2 separate regions of the Mus musculus genome follow, and region 2 is linked to region 1. Evidence: chromatin loops called from intact Hi-C (ENCODE). Cell type or tissue: left cerebral cortex. All regions are shown on one strand. Each heading gives the region's core, and the rest is flanking DNA. Links, peaks and the distances in the headings are about the cores only. Region 1 overlaps Gab2 (growth factor receptor bound protein 2-associated protein 2). Region 2 overlaps Gab2 (growth factor receptor bound protein 2-associated protein 2).

What was found. A loop is a pair of places that touch in the nucleus more often than their neighbours do. Peaks named below come from ENCODE experiments on the same cell type or tissue, not always from the same donor. Only the 100,000 strongest peaks of a DNase experiment are listed, where the experiment ranks them.
Region 2: it touches region 1 in a loop (2.1-fold over the local background); 5 of 42 quality-filtered maps call a loop at or near these places.

What each region holds. Positions count from the first base shown.
Region 1 is chr7:97,083,988-97,086,799 of GRCm38, forward strand. All of the region lies in intron 1 of Gab2 (growth factor receptor bound protein 2-associated protein 2), which reads left to right. Among named protein-coding and RNA genes, the nearest start is that of Gab2, 3.6 kb to the left of the region's middle. In left cerebral cortex, for the core only: a CTCF peak has its summit at 1,493 (motif pointing left); a DNase peak (open chromatin) is centred at 1,504.
Region 2 is chr7:97,171,153-97,173,964 of GRCm38, forward strand. The region is part of intron 1 of Gab2 (growth factor receptor bound protein 2-associated protein 2); the gene reads left to right. Among named protein-coding and RNA genes, the nearest start is that of Gab2, 91 kb to the left of the region's middle. In left cerebral cortex, for the core only: no CTCF peak of the experiment used is centred there; a DNase peak (open chromatin) is centred at 1,296; H3K27ac peaks cover 717 bases.

The DNA of each region.
Region 1 (2,812 bases), core at 161-2,660:
TGGCACAAGGCTGTAATCCCAGCATTCCAAGGGGGAGGGGGAAGGAGGATTAGAAGTTCAGGTCATCCTTGAATTTGAGAAAACAAACAGAAATACTACTTTAGAGATCTTTGGAACTTTGTTTTTTGAAATAGCTTGTAAAAAAAAAGTCGATACTCGTTGCTACTTTGACTCAGGACTGGATGAAGATACAGACTTACGAAGATTCTCTTTATGACCTAGCTCTTGAGTATTTTTTAGAACAGAGTTAGCTCAGAATAAGCCAAGTTTGGAGGCTTGTGTTAAACACAGATTTTACCCTTTTAAACTCCTTAGCAGTCTTGGGTCCTCTGGTGACCTCAGCCTCCTTCTCACACACATTCCCTTTGGCTCCAGCCCCTAGGGCATCTGACACATCAAGCAACAGCTTGGTGTGCCTGGAAGCCTCTCCCACTGTAGAAAGAAGTTTAGCCCTCCTACTTGAAACAGCCAATCAAAATAACTTATGCTTCCAGTACAGCCTCCTTCTACATCCACTACATTTCTGGAGTAAACAGTTGGCTTTTACACACACACACACACAGGATTGAATGTAGGTCTTTTGGGTTCTTGGCAAAAGGTCTATCACTGAATCTCAAACCTTATATTTACTTTTTCCTTTAAAAATCTCTGCCAACTGTTTTAGGTTAGATCCCTGCCCTTGGTTTCTTAGAAGCCCAAATTAATTAGACTCAAACTTAGAGGTATTTCCCAGCCTGATTGGTACATGCACAACCCCTAAACAGCTGTTGTGACTGATATACATAATAGTCATGTGGAATTGTAGATGAGCATTTCTTTATTTTAAGGATGCATCAAGTATCAGAGATAACGGGGAAAGTAGCATATTAAATGCATGATAGTTAAAGGCTATTTTGAAAACATAACTCCCTAAATTGTTGGAAAAGGTAGGTAGGTAAGTAGGGGAAAAACACAACTTGGGAAAAGCTATGTTGTCAGGAAATTAGTTTGTTTTGTGATAGGGTTTCACTCAGCAGTCCAGATGGCCTGGACCTCACTGTGTAGCCCAAGCTAGCCTTCAATTTGACATAATCTCCTGATTCTGCCTCTCAAGAGCTGTTTTTGAAGGCCCATGCCACCACGTCCAGCAACTGGGTTTTGTTCTTAGGGATTTTTTTTTCTCATTGGATTTTATAACTGATTATACATATGAAATAACAGCTGATCTAGAAAATATTTGTTGTGTGTACTAAAGACATTGGGTAGGAAGGAAAAGGAATATATTGAGTATTACCCTTGGTGCAGCATGTGGTTGCACTGAGAGGCTGACAAAAGAAACAGCCTCATTCCCAAGTATGTATCTGAGTCCATACATGCATGAGATCACACAAATACATCTATTTAAATGTTAAGCAGGACTTCTGTGGATTAAAAATTTACAACATACACTGCATTATAATTTATTATAATTTCATAGTGTTAAGGATTTGAGGGGAAAGAAGATTGGTTACAGCACTGCCCCCTGGTGGTTTATTTGAAGAAAGTTGTATTGGTTCTAATGAAGAGCTGAAGGAGGCAGTTAACTTTTATTACCATCGTTAAATATGCGTACTACAGGCTTTGGATTAGTTAACCAACTCATCCCTTCACGGTTTGCTGATGACTTTACCTTCTATCATAAAGAAAATCGATCAGGGTATGGCCATCTGCACAAATCCTAGTCAGTATTCCAAATTTACTCAGTGTTTATGATTCTCTTCCTTTTTTCCTCTTCTTAGAGTAGATAAGGTGACCCACTGTCAGAGCTAATTCTACTACCTGTACTTTGGTTCCTATTCTCTCCTGCCTACTAAGACAATTCTTTCCATTTTTGGTAATTTTTAAATTAGTTCTTTGAGAATTTTGTACAATGTATTTTGATCATATTCGCTCTTTGCCCATCTCTTACCATATCCAGCCCTTTCCGTACCCGCCCAACGTTCTGTCCTATTCTCCCCCAAGCCCATCAAACCTAATTTATGTTATTCATATAATCTTGGATGTGTGGCCTGGCACTGCAACATGATCAACCCATCAAGGGCCAGGACTAAAGGGTGCCACCATGCCTACCTTACTGATATTTATAAAGGACCATATATTTATTTTACTGATTTTTATCTATTGCTTTTCTGTTGACAGTCTCATTTGTTTTCAGTTCTTTATTATAACTTTTTTCTAGTAGCATTTGGTTTACATTATTTTTCTAAGTTTATGTTTTAATGTGGGAGCTTAAATTACTGATTTGAGACTTTCCCTCTAATATATCATTTAGTGCTATAAATCCCCTTTGAAGACTGTTATTCTAAAATTTTAATCAGTTGTATTTTCATTTAGTTCAATGTATTTTTTTAACTTTACTTGAGACTTTCTTTGATTGTTTAGATGTATGTTGCTTTGTTTCTAAATGTTTAAAGATTTTCTTGTTATTTCTCTGTTCCCAATTTTTTGGTTGGCTCCATTTGGGAATAAAACACATTCTGTATAATAAAATTATTTTAAGTTTGTTGAGATTTATTTTATAGCCCAAGATATTATTTTCTTCCTTTATTTCTTTGGGTACTTGAAATGATGTTTATTCTACTATCAAGAAGTAAAATAGTCTACAAATGCCAATTAGACAAGGCATGGTGGGTCATGTGTATAATCTTAGCACTTTGAATGGTACAGTGGGAGCATTAGGAGTTTGAGGATAGCCAGAGTTATATGGAGGGTTTGAGGCCAGCCTAGGACTATATAGCAAGACACTGTCTCCAAAGGGAAAACAATTACTTTAACTTAGGGCATTCTCCTGAGC
Region 2 (2,812 bases), core at 168-2,667, 87 kb after region 1:
AATTAAAAGAATTTCAAAGAAGCCTTTAGGAAAGAAGTACTCAGCTGCCTCAAATGCTGCCAAAGAAATGAGCAAAGATAAGAGCAACAACAACAAAGTGTCCATGGATTTACAGCAAAAGAAAGATCACCCACTGTGAAAACCTTGGTGTTTACCCTGCCCAGTCTCCCTAGACTCTAATCATACTGGACCACCTACATTTTGTTTGCCACTTGGCCTTTACATCTGTCTCCTGATGGGTATAAAGAATATACCACTGAAGAATTTTTGTTCTCAGACTATTCATTTTAATCTTGGAAGAATTACTTACCATAATGTCTCTGTGTGTTTGCACGATGCTTAGTAGTACGTTTTACCTTAGTACAGAACTTCTAAGTATACAAACTGCAGATACAAGATGAGGAATGTACCTTTGGGGCAGGTTAGGGTGAAGGTGGGTGTTGAGGACATTTGAGGACTCCACAGTCCCAAGCCAACTCTGAAATAAAGTTCAACATTGTTCCTTCTGCCTTCCATTTAAAATTGTGTTCAGTACTACAGGGGAAAGTACAGATGCTGGAGCTCCATGAACATTTAGCAGACTTTTAGGATTTTGTAGGTATAAGCAAAAGAGATGGCTCTGAAAACCAACTCTATCTTTAAGTTTCTGCTCTAACTGAAGAGCATGAAAGAGCTGGACATGAAACATCTGCCTTTAACTACTCACAGAAAGGTTCTTCCTCAAAATTTACAAATAATCACTTCCTAACAGCTCCCTTCTGTCCTCCTGATGTCACATTTTAGTTTCCCTATTTACACAGATCTCTAAGTGCAGATAGACGTCGACGTCGTGCACTTCATTGTCCCTTCTATACAGATTTTCCTAGCTGCATTGGAGGTGAGGCTCATTCCTTTTGAGCCCACATCCAGGTGAACATAGGGGTTGTTTGTTCTACTGGTTCATATTTCTCATCACATGAGTTGAACTATGTGTGTGAAGCACTGAGACTCTTACCTTCTCTCGGGGCTATAATAATCCCTGTGAATAGCCTAAAACACATTGAGAACTGATAAAGCCTACAGTGAAGTTTAAATCACACTAAGGGCCCCCAATAAGCTTATCTAGGTAAGTAACCCATGTTAGGTTGACCTCACTAGATGAAAGTGCAGGGAGGCCTGGTAACTTCCTGAGCCGCTTGTTGAAATGGCAGGCCCTTGCGGCTTGTTTCCAATAGCCTGTGTATTTTTAGTACTGCTTTTCATGTTAGCTTCCTGTTAACTACTTGCAGGAAATCTTTTCTTGGACATAATCTACCCATTTCCTGAAGTTTTCCTTTCCACATTGTGTCAGCTTGGGGATGAATCAAGTCAGCAGTTTTGGAGAAAGCTTGTTCTCTTCTCTGCCACAGCCTCTTTTGTGTGGAATACTAGTAAAGCTGCCTTTCTAGGGGAGATGGGGGAGGCAAGTCCTCAGTGTGTCAGACTCTGAGGCCTCCTGACACAAATGTGCTTTTGTGTGTGGAGGGGCATGTGTATGTGTTTTCCCCTGCCCAATGGACACTTTCATTAATTAGGTCTGGATGGTGTCTTCAGAGTTATAAACAATGGCAATGGAGATACAGAGCTGTCTCAGTGAGGCTATGGTGGCAGCTACTATATTTCCCTTTTTTGCCTCTGCCCCCACTCCTTTGTCCATTGTGAGTCTAGTCTGCTTTAAAGTAGCCTAGGTCCTCCATTGTCCCGTTCCAATTGCACAGACACTCCCTTCTTACCTTGAGAACTTTACACATAGAAGAGAGATTTTGTGTGTGTGTGACAAGCACAATAGCTCCTCATGTTGGCATGATGTTAAAACATGTGTTGACTCAAAGGGGACCTTTATACATGCTCAAGAGGATATAAACTAGATCAGTCATTATAGAAATCAGAATGGAGATTCTTTTTTTTTATTATTATTATTAGGTATTTTCCTCGTTTACATTTCCAATGCTATTCCAAAAGTCCCCCATCCCCACCCCCCCATCCCCTACCCACCCACTCCCCCTTTTTGGCCCTGGCGTTCCCCTGTACTGGGGCATATAAAGTTTGCAAGTCCAAAGGGCCTCTCTTTCCAGTGATGGCTGACTAGGCCATCTTTTGATACATATGCAGCTAGAGACAAGAGCTCCGGGGTACTGATTAGTTCATATTGTTGTTCCACATATAGGGTTGTAGTTCCCTTTAGCTCCTTGGGTACTTTCTCTAGCTCCTCCATTGGGGGCCGTGTGACCCATCCAATAGCTGACTGTGAGCATCCACTTCTGTGTTTGCTAGGCCCCGGCATAGTCTCACAAGAGACAGCTATATCTGGGTCCTTACAGCAAAATCTTGCTAGTGTATGCAATGGTGTCAGCGTTTGGAAGCTGATTATGGGATGGATTCCTGGATATGGCAATCACTAGATGGTCCATCCTTTTGTCACAGCTCCAAATTTTGTCTCTGTAACTCCTTCCATGGGTGTTTTGTTCCCATTTCTAGGAAGGAGCAAAGTGTCCACACTTTGGTCTTTGTTCTTCTTGAGTTTCATGCGTTTAGCAAATTGTATCTTATATCTTGGGTATCCTAGGTTTTGGGCTAATATCCACATATTGTGTGAGTACATATTGTGTGAGTTCCTTTGTGATTGGGTTACCTCACTCAGGATGATGCCCTCCAGGTCCATCCATTTGCCTAGGAATTTCATAAATTCATTCTTTTTAATAACTGAGTAGTACTCCATTGTGGAAATGTACCACATTTTATGTATCCATTCCTCTGTTGAGGGGCATCTGGGTTCTTTCCAGCTTCTGGCTAT